2 separate regions of the Homo sapiens genome follow, and region 2 is linked to region 1. A link is a loop called in an ENCODE intact Hi-C map of the cell type or tissue named here. Cell type or tissue: endothelial cell of umbilical vein. All regions are shown on one strand. Region 1 has its middle 5.2 kb from the start of MCAM. Region 2 overlaps CBL (Cbl proto-oncogene).

Region 1 (5,000 bases):
GCAGCTGCTGTGAGGACATGGGGTGGGAGTCCCAACAATCTTGGCAGTTACCGAGACTGGGGAACCCCCTGGCCAGGCCAGATAATAGGATCCGGCCTGGGTCTTTGGAGGGGGTGCGGAAGTTGGAGAATTTTTCCAGAATGTGGGTGTGAGTAGGAGAAGATTATACTGAAGGAGTGAAAACAGGGTGGAAAAGGGTAGGGGGCAGGAAACCGGATACTGTACTGGGGGGTGGATGGAAGATGTGGGGGAAGAGATTGAATCGGGGGAAGCAGCCCTGCTCCCGCCGGATGCTGTCTCACCCATGTCCTTCGCACCTGACCCAGGGCAGGAGGAAGGAGGCACAGCCGGGATGGAGGTGCACCCCACACCACCATGGGAGAGAGGGAGGGTGGCCTTCTGCGGGATGGGAGGGGCTATTTTTAAACTTGGAAAAACCGTGAGTTCATCTCCATTCTGGAGGCTGCAAAGGCCCCATTGTACAGGGGTCTAGAGAGGGGGAGCGGGGGGAGGGGGCGACGGGCACAATGGCGAGGATTATGTTGGAGCAGGCAGGGGGGTGGAGGGCGGAGAGCGGGGGAGGGGCTGTCTTCGTCACAGATGGCCTACTGAACTCTGGGGTCGAGCCAGGCTGGGGCTTGAACTGGGGGGCAGGGCCCACCCTCACAAAGATCCCCGTTGGGGAACTGGGGTCTCTGACATCCGGTGGCCCATCCTGGGGAGGGGGCTGACGGTGGGATTCCCACAGCCTGGCTTTCCCAGGGACCGCAGGGTCTGTTCCCAGGCTCCCAGCATTCCGACGACTCCCCTGAGAGCTGCTGGCCTCTTCCCTCAGCCCCTTCCCTGCCAGGGGGTGGGGGGAGAGAAGGAGAAAGAGGATGTGGATGCATCGGGACTCCTCCTGGGGATGATGGACTCTTAAGCCAGAGGCGGGGGTTGGGTGGGCAGCAGTGGGTGGTTAGGGTAGGTTGAGCGGGATCGGAGTCCCCAACCCCGCGGACCCCTCCTCCGACCGACTGGGACTGTCCCTCTCGTACCCCCCGGTCTTAGGAGCCTCCGCACGGGGGCCAGCCCACCTGCCGGACCTCAGGCCTCCGGCACCCAGGGCCTCCACCCAGGGGACCCGGCCGCGGCGGGAAGGCGCCGGCGCTAAGCTCCCCAGGAGCCGGCCTCGAGGTCCCGCCCGGCGGAGGCAGGGGGCGGGGATCCGGCCGCTCGCCCCAACCCAAACATTACCATAAATGCTCAGGCGGCTGCGGGTGGATGGGCGCGCGGGGAGCCTGGGGCTCTCCGGAAGCCCCAGATCCAGTCTCCAGGCCCGACCCAGCGCGAGCCCGCGCAGTGATTCGGTCTGACCAGCCGTCCCCTTTACAAAGCGGTGCAGCCGGGGATGGCAGAGCTGGGGTGGGCGCGGGGACAGGGTGGAGAAAACCCAGGCCGCAGGGGGCGTCTCGGGGCTGCCTCCTGGGTAGGCAATGAGGCTGTGACCTCTGGTTAAAGAAAGAGTGGGGCCCTCTAGCTAGATGGCAGCGTCGGCGCCGCGGGGAGGCGGCTCTGTCTCCCTGCAGCTCTGCGGGCCCCGCTGCTGTCAGCGGTGACACCCTGGGTCTCGGTTCCCCGGCCCCAGCACCTAATCCCCTTCCCTCTCCTCTGCCCCCAGCCTGCACCTGGGGAATGAAGGGTGATGGGGGCGGAGGGTGGTAGCAGGATGCTGGGAGTTTACACCTCTCCCCTTCAGGGAAGTTCACATCCGCTCCCCAGAATACCACCATCCAGGGAGAGGAATGTCCCCAGAGAGCTCTTCAAATCTGACTTTGAGTCGTCACTGAGGGGAAGGCCGGCTGGTCTACAGGAGGGGGCCTGTGGGAAACCTGGGGGCGCCATGTTGAGGTCTTCTGGCCCCTCTCCTCCCTGAAGGACGCTCCTGCAGTTCCTCTTCCCTGCCACACGGGGCTGCCAGCATCCCAGGGGTAGCCCTGGAGAAGGGGAGCCTTGTTCCATCCCATCCCGGCGATGCCTGGGACCCTCACTGCTGCTGCCAGGGCTGATCTTGGAGCCGGGAGTAGAGAGGGGAGGAAAGAGGCTGGGCGCGGTGGTTTATGCCTGTAATCCCAGCACTCTGGGAGGCCGAGGCGGGCGGATCACGAGGTCAAGAAATCGAGACCATCCTGGCCAACATGGTGAAACCCCATCTCTACTAAAAATACAAAAATTAGCTGGGCGTGGTCGCGCGCGCCTGTAGTCCCAGCTACTCGGGAGGCTGAGGCAGGAGAATTGCTTGAACCCAGGAGGTGGCGGTTGGAGTGACCCGAGATCACGCCACTGCACTCCAGCCTGGGCGACAGAGTGAGACTCCGTCTTAAAAAACAAACAAACAAAAAACAACTGTGTTAACAGCTGGCACGGTGGTGTGCACCTGTGGTCCCAGCTACTCGAGAGGCTGAGGTAGGAGGATTGCTTGAGCCCAGTAGTTCAAGGCCAGCCTGCGCAACATATGGAGACCCTCATCTCCAAAAATAAACAAATAAATAATTGTGAAATGCACATAACAGAATACTAACCAGTTTAAACGTCAGCGTTCCGTGGCATTCAGCACATTCACAATGTTGTGCAATTATCACCATAATCAAGTTCCAGAATTTTGTCATCACTCCAAGGAACCAAAATTTGAACCAAGTTTTACCTAACGAACTCCAAAACCTGCGCAGTCTATGTGTAATAATCACAGCTGAATTAAGAGCTCAGTTGTGTGGTAAAGACAGGAAGTGCAACTGGGATTCAGAAAAGGGAGTGTTGATGTGGACTGTGCTGGCTAGGAAAGTCTTTCTGGAAATGTGAAGCCTTCAATGAAAGGTCAGGTTTAGATACGGAGGAGTGAGGAATGATCTTTCGAGGCAGGGGAAATGACACAAGCAAAAAGAGAGAGATGGGACCCACGAAAGGGGCACGTATATGGACAACTACAGAATTTCCCTATCAGAAAGTGTCAGAGCAGCCATCCGGCTAGAAGATGGAGTTGGTGGTGACTTGTCTTGAGATTATATTCACATAGCAATCCCACTTTTTTTTTTTTTTTTGAGACAGGGTCTTGCTCATTTGCCCAGGCTTAAGTGCAGTGGCTCGACCTCGGCTCACTATAACCCCTGCCTCCTGGGTTCCAGCGATTCTTCTGCCTCAGCCTCCCGAGTAGCTGGGATTACAGGCGCACCACCACGCTTGGTTAATTTTTGTATTTTTAGTAGAGATAGGGTTTCACCATGTTGGCCAGGCTGGCCTTGAACTTCTGGCCTCAAGTGATCCGCCCGCCTCAGCCTCCCAAACTGCTGGGATTACAGGCGTGAGCCACCTTGCCCGGCCTAGTCCACTACTTTCATTTCCAGTATCCGTTTACTTGGAGCGCATTGAGGATAGCTTTATTTATGTATTTATTTTTACACGGCGCCTGTCAGGGCCTGGGTTTCACTGCCACACACGGGGCAGTGCATGGTGAGCTGAGGCCCCTGGAAGCTCTGGGCACTCGCGGCCACTGGCAAAGCCCGGGATGATTTTCATCCAACCCCGGGCTCCCCAGCCACCAGAGGGATGTGGGTGGCTGACGCAGCCAGACCTACCTAAGTGGAGAGGGGGCTAGCTTTAGCTACACCATTACCCCTTGGCATCACCCTTGTGAGTTACATGGCTAAGTAGAAATTCAGCACGGTAGAGGGTGCATGCACGTGGGAGCTTGGGCAGATGAGATGGGCTTAGGTTATAGGGGAACAGCTTAAGATAGGGTGGGCAATGGGGAGCCACTGCAGGTTCTTGAGCAGTGGAAAAACGATGTGACATTGGAATTTAGGTTTACCATGGTTTCTTGATTTCATCTTGGCCTGAGAGCGCCCCCTGGTGCCCCTAGTTTGAATTGTTTTCTCATCCTACAGAGCAGGTGGGAGGATGGGGGACTGAAAAGCGGGATTGATGAATCGCAGAAGCCAGACTCTTGGGTTCTGTTTCACTTCATCCTGGGTAATGACAGCCTTGCAACAAAGCTAGGGATGATATGTGGGCAGAGAGGGTTTGAGGTCAAGAGGGGCATTGTAATTCCCTTCTCTGTGTCATAACTCGGTGCATATGTGTATTGTGATTTGGGATACAGCACACTAGTGAGGAACTAAGCTGGGGGCTGGAGACAGGACGATAACTAAAACAAGGGGTCATGTGCTTGAGAAACGTACAGTCTCGTGAGGGCGACAGACAAATAAATAATTATAACACAAAGAGCTGCGTACCAGGGTGCAAATATGCACATAAAACGGTTACTTAACCCAGCCTGAGGTGATGAAAGAAGGCTTCTTGGAAGAGCTGATGCCGAGCTTCATTTTAGGCGGTGAATAGGAGGTAGCCAGGTAAATGGGGGTGGGCTGTGCTGTCTGAAGTGTGGCGGAGCTCGCTATGTGCAGGGGGCTGCTAGGAGTTGGTTAATATTCTGCAAGGGAAGGCTGAGGTTAGTGAAGGATGAGGCCAGATTACAAAGGATTTGTAAGCCATGGTCAATTACTCAGAGCAACAGGCTGTGTATAAATGGTGTTAAGCAGGGGAGCAACCATGAGTGACTTTAAATTAGAGCTCAGGCCCCAGAGGGACAGAACAAAAGGCCCCTCTTACTAAGTTTCCATTTCCCTTCTCAGATCCCTCTTTTCCCTTGGGTGATGAGGTTGAAAACAGCCAATCCCTTCTGGGGAGCCTGCCTCCTGCACACAAAGTGTGGCCTTATTTTACCTCCCACAAGCCAGTTCATTTTATCATAATAGTCTCACAGTAGAATGAGAGATACGTGTGGGGATGGGGGCTCTTCCCTTATGTCATCCATATGTGACTGAGATCCCCTTGGCAACCTCTTGGAGGTGGGATACAGCACTTCACTGAGTCCACTAAAAACAATCCTTGCACCAAATCCATGCAGTGGAGTACTACGCAACTGTTAAAAGAATGAGGACAGGCCGGGTGCAGTGGCTCACACT
Region 2 (5,000 bases), 59 kb before region 1:
CTTACTCAGTCATACTCTTGATTTTACTGCTGCAGTCTGTCTCAAATCTGTCTTTATTTTACTGCCCCTGTTACTTTTCTATCTCAGGCTCCCATTACTTTTCTACTGCACTACTATGCTGATTGATCTCTCTGCTTTCGCAGTTTCTTCTTTCATTCACCTTCTACATTGCTATCATTTTCGGTCTTAAAATGATCAGATATCACTCCCCAGTCCCAGATCCTTAATGACTCCCCACTGCACTGCATTTGTATTTTCTTTCACTTTGGCAGTTAAATCTCTACTTTTTTTTTTTTTTTTTTTTAATGGAGGCAAAGTCTCCAGGCTGGACACTACAACCTCTGCTTCCCAGGTTCAAGCGATTCTGATGCCTCAGCTATCCGAGTAGCTGGGATTACAGGTGTGCGCCACCACGCCTGGCTAATTTTTTGTATTTTTAGTAGAGATGGGGTTTTGCCATGTTGGCCAGGCTGGTCTCGAACTCCTGACCTCAGGTGAGCCGTCTGCCTTGGCCTCCCAAAGTGCTAGGATTACAGGCGTGAGCCACCGCGCCTGGCCTCTAGATTCTTTTCCATGGAACATTTATTGAAGATTTCTCTAGTTTTTGTCCCTTTTAATAGTCTTATATTCGGACAGAGAACATTCCATGTTCTTTCTCAAGTTTTGCAAAGCTTAGTATTAGCTACTCTGTTTATTTGTTCAGGGAAATGCTATGTTTAAATGGAAATCGATGTCTAAGTTACATACTCAGGAGTTAAATAATTAATGGTAACTAGATATAGACTTTCTACATATTTGATTAGATTCTATTAGTGCTGTCTCAGTATAATTTGTATCTGTATATTTTAAGTTGATTGCATTAGCTTTCTAAAAGGTGCTTGGTGGTGGTTGTCATTTGTTGAGGGAGAGGGTATGAGAAGTTTTAAAGATTTCAGCATTATCTTACTGATATGTTTGTATATGTCTTTAAGGAACTGGTGTAGAGAAGTAGTAACCAGTACTGAGGGTTAATATGCTTTCAATTGTGGGCAAATGCTCCAGTGCATGTAATTCTACTTATTAAAGTTGTCTTTCAGAGCTCGGGTTAAGTGAACTCAAAAGTTATTTTGAAATACAGAGAAATCTGATTAAACAGGACCGTGAAGTAACATAGCTAGTGAACACTTGCTAAATGTTCACAATGATTGTTTTGAACCATTTTTGTTTTTTTCTAACCACACTGAAAACTAAAGATACTAATGTAAAATATTTGTGCTTTAATGAGAATGTATTAGAGTCATTTAAAAATATTATTGACTCTTGTATAAGTGATTTTTTTAAAAAAGATATAAGAAAGAAGGTGTGGAGAAGTAAATATTTTTCACTAATAGCTTCACCTGCAGAATCATGGCATGCAAACACTAAGTGATCGAGTTGAACATTTTCAGTGATACCATGTAGATATTATGACTTGATGTGTTGAGAAGGGCACTTCACCTCTGTTATTCTTTCCATAAACTCGTAACTCCAGTCAAAATATCAGAAAGACAGACAGACACACTGAGAGACATCCTTTAAAATACTTGAACAGCGCTCAGAACTGTCATGAAAAACAAGGAAAGACTAAGAAATGATTACAGACCAGAGGAGACTAAGGAGATAGGGTGAGTAAATGTAAAGTGGTATCCTTGATTGGATCCTGGAATAGATAAAAACATTAGTGGAAAAAACTGGTGAAGCCTGGATATAGCCTGGGATTCAGTTAGTACTACCATACTGATGTTGGTTTCTTAGTTTTGAAGAATGTCCCACAGTAATATAAGATGGTAACATTAGGGGAAACTGAAACTGGATTTGGGTTTTATGGGAACTCCCTGCGTGGTCTTTATAACTTTTCTGTAGATGTAGAATTATTCTGAAATTAAAAATTTGTCAAAAGTAGGTAATATTTTCCAGTTCAGTTCTACAAATGTATTGAATGCCTGTTATGTGCCCAGTGTGACCAGGGTTGCAGGGGATAAAGTGTGTAAGAGATACTTTCCCTGCCTCTGCCCTTAAGGAGTTGTCTTCCAGATTGGGGAATAAGACAATTAATATGAAGCAGAACGTGATGGAACCTGTGAAAAACTATGAGCAAGTTGCTGTAGGGGGTTCAGAAGCTGAGAGTAGACGTTAAATATAGACTGGAGAGTCCTCCCCAAGGAGGCAGTGTTTGAGAACTTTGAAGAATGGGCAGGATTTAGTAACCGTAGTCATTGGAAAGGAAATGTGTCATAACCAAAGAGCCCTGGCTCTTGAATTTCATAGACCTATGCTGCCCCTTACTAGCTTTGTGACCTTGCAAATTATTTAATGTCACTAAGTCTTTGTTTCTCATTTGTAAGATACGGTTAGTAATTCCTATTTCAAAGCATTATGAGAATTAAATGCACTTTATTTAGCTTAGTAAAGCATCTAATCCCTAGTAAACTCTTAGTGTTAACTGCTAGAGATGGAGAGAAGCATATATTGTTGATGCAGTACCAATACCACAGGCACAGAGCCTGGAAAGCGTAGATAGAGTGTTTGGTGGAACATTGACTGGTATTAGAAAGGTGAATTAGGACTACATTGTGAGTGCTTTCATGTATCAGGTCAGCAGTTTGAACTTTTTAAGTGGTAATTGAGAAGTCATTAAAGATTTTCATGTAGGGGGAGTAAGGAGATTGAGTCTGTTTTAGGATTAATTTGATAGAAATATGAGGGGAGTGTTGGAGGCTCTCATGTGGGTTGCTGCCTTCCCATTTACTTGGTGAGTTAGATGTGTCCCCTTTAGCTTTAGAATTCAGTGAAACAGTTAGCTTGAAATGCTCTGGATGATTAGTAGGAATCTGTTACTGTGTAACTTGGGAATTTCAAAAGCAGGACCATGAGTATGTAGTATCAAATACACTTAATATGTGTTTAGTAAAAAGGGCCATTGCTATTTTTAGATGTATTGGCTGAGAACTCCTTTTGTAGGTGATGGTTTTCGTTTTGTTTTGTTTTGTTTTGTTTTGTTTTTTAACAGCTTAAGTCGATGATAAGAGTTAAACAGTACTTCATTGACTTCCTGTGAGGCTTTGTGGAAAACAGTTCCGTTGTATCTATTTTTAAAGCTGATTACTGTGAGCAGAGGATGCTGCTATTGAGTTATAAATGTCATCTCAGTATGTTCTCACTCAGCATTCTTTAGATGACACTAGTGTTTGGATATAAGGTTTCTGGAGTTTATCTGATAGGAAAAGCAGCAGTTATCACTGAAATAGTACCAGTAAATGAAATACTTAAAAGCAGTGATCATGTTACCCTTCAGCAGTATAATTATCATCATCTATATGAGTCTTAAGCCTATACCATCACTGAATGGCAAAAAATTGTAACCTTATTTTGGGAATATTTTGCAACCCTGTAATCGTATTGTATAATGTTTTACAGCTTTTTTGTTAATCATTGTATTAAAAGTATTAAATCATCTTGGAATTTTCCTCTTGAGAACGATAGGATCATTTGATTTACAAATATTGTTAAAATACACTTACCTGTAAATTATTGGGGGTTTTCTTCAGTGGATTTTTTGGTTTGTTTTTAGAGACAGTCTTGCTATGTTGCCCAGGCTGGTACGAAACTCCTGGCCTTCAGCCATCCTCCCATCTTGGCCTCCCAAAGAGCTGGGATTACAGGTGTGAGTCCCTATGCCTGACCTCCAGTCTTTTATTATGATCTTTCTTTTCTTTTCTCTTCTCTTCTCTTCTCTTCTCTTCTCTTCTCTTCTCTTCTCTTCTCTTCTTTCTCTTCTCTTCTCTTCTCTTTTCTTCTTTTCTCTTTTCTTTTCTTTTCTTTTTTTGAGACAGGGTCTGTCTCTGTTTGCCCAGGCTGGAATGCAGCGGCATGATCTCTGCTGACTGTACCTCCACCTCCAGGGCTCAAGCCATCCTCCCACCTCAGCATCCCTAGTAGCTGAGACTAGAGGTCCATGCCACCATGCCCAGCTGATTTTTGTTTTTTTTGTAGAGACGGACTTTCACCATGTTGCCCAGGCTGGTCTCGAACTTGTGAGCTCAAGTGATCTGCCTGTCTTGGCCTCCCGTAAGTGCTGGGATTACAGGCATAAGGCACCATGCCCAACCTATAAGGAAATTTTTCGGTCCTACAGAAGAGTTGAAAGAATTTTATAACCACCATATACCAATCTGCAATTAGCTAAATTACTTTTCTTTGTTTTTCATTATTATTATTTTTTTAAGACAGTTTTGCTTCGTCGCCTAGGCTGGAGTGCCGTGGTACGATCTTTGCTCACTGCAACCTCCACTTGCCAGGTTCAAGCTATCATCCCACCTCAGCAACCCTAGTAGCTGGGACTACAGCTGTGCACCACCATACCTGGCTAATTTTTTTGCATTTTTTGTATAGATGGGGGGTCTCACTATATTGCCCAGGCTGGTCTCAAATTCCTGAGTTCAAGCAATCTGCCGGCCTCAGCCTCTCAAAGAGCTAGGATTACAAGTGTGAGCTGCTGCGCCCAGCCTAAATTACTGTTTTTAAAATGAAAGTTTTGTTTCCTTCTCTTTTTAAATACCATATAAACTTTTTTGAGTCTTTAAACCATTTTTAAGAGACTTTTGAAGTAGGTGAGATGATTTTTGATATTTCTGTGTTAATTCTTCAGAACAATAATATTCAAGTAAAATAATTCTAATAGTCTGAGGTTTGGCAAATCTGTTTTAGAATAGATAATACTAGTTTAGTAGATTACTTTTTCTAGCCCTGTATAGGGTTTATACAGTTAACTGTTCATTTAAATTCCCTAAGACATAAATTCATTTAAATTATCTGCAGACAGAAAATATACGTTAAAAAATTATTTCTGCTAAGGTGTGAGGAGCCCAGGAGTTGGAGACCAGCCTGGGCAATATAGTGAGACCCCCATCACACATAAAATAGAAAAAGTGGCTGGGCGCGGTAGCTCACACCTGTAATCCCAGCACTTTGGGAAGCCCAAG

The links. A loop is a pair of places that touch in the nucleus more often than their neighbours do. Peaks named below come from ENCODE experiments on the same cell type or tissue, not always from the same donor. Only the 100,000 strongest peaks of a DNase experiment are listed, where the experiment ranks them.
Region 2: it touches region 1 in a loop (2.7-fold over the local background); 4 of 110 quality-filtered maps call a loop at or near these places.

The regions. Positions count from the first base shown.
Region 1 is chr11:119,319,853-119,324,852 of GRCh38, forward strand. It overlaps the pseudogene LOC124900316. Among named protein-coding and RNA genes, the nearest start is that of MCAM, 5.2 kb to the left of the region's middle. RefSeq lists enhancers at 861-1,486, 1,487-2,112 and a silencer at 985-1,424. In endothelial cell of umbilical vein, CTCF peaks have their summits at 1,953 and 3,904 (motif pointing left); DNase peaks (open chromatin) are centred at 159, 1,229, 1,939, 3,889 and 1 weaker place; H3K4me3 peaks cover 1,147 bases; H3K27ac peaks cover 2,252 bases.
Region 2 is chr11:119,260,656-119,265,655 of GRCh38, forward strand. The region is part of intron 2 of CBL (Cbl proto-oncogene); the gene reads left to right. Among named protein-coding and RNA genes, the nearest start is that of MIR6756, 50 kb to the right of the region's middle. RefSeq lists enhancers at 1-22, 3,063-3,112. In endothelial cell of umbilical vein, a CTCF peak has its summit at 2,152; DNase peaks (open chromatin) are centred at 2,226 and 3,026; H3K27ac peaks cover 2,136 bases.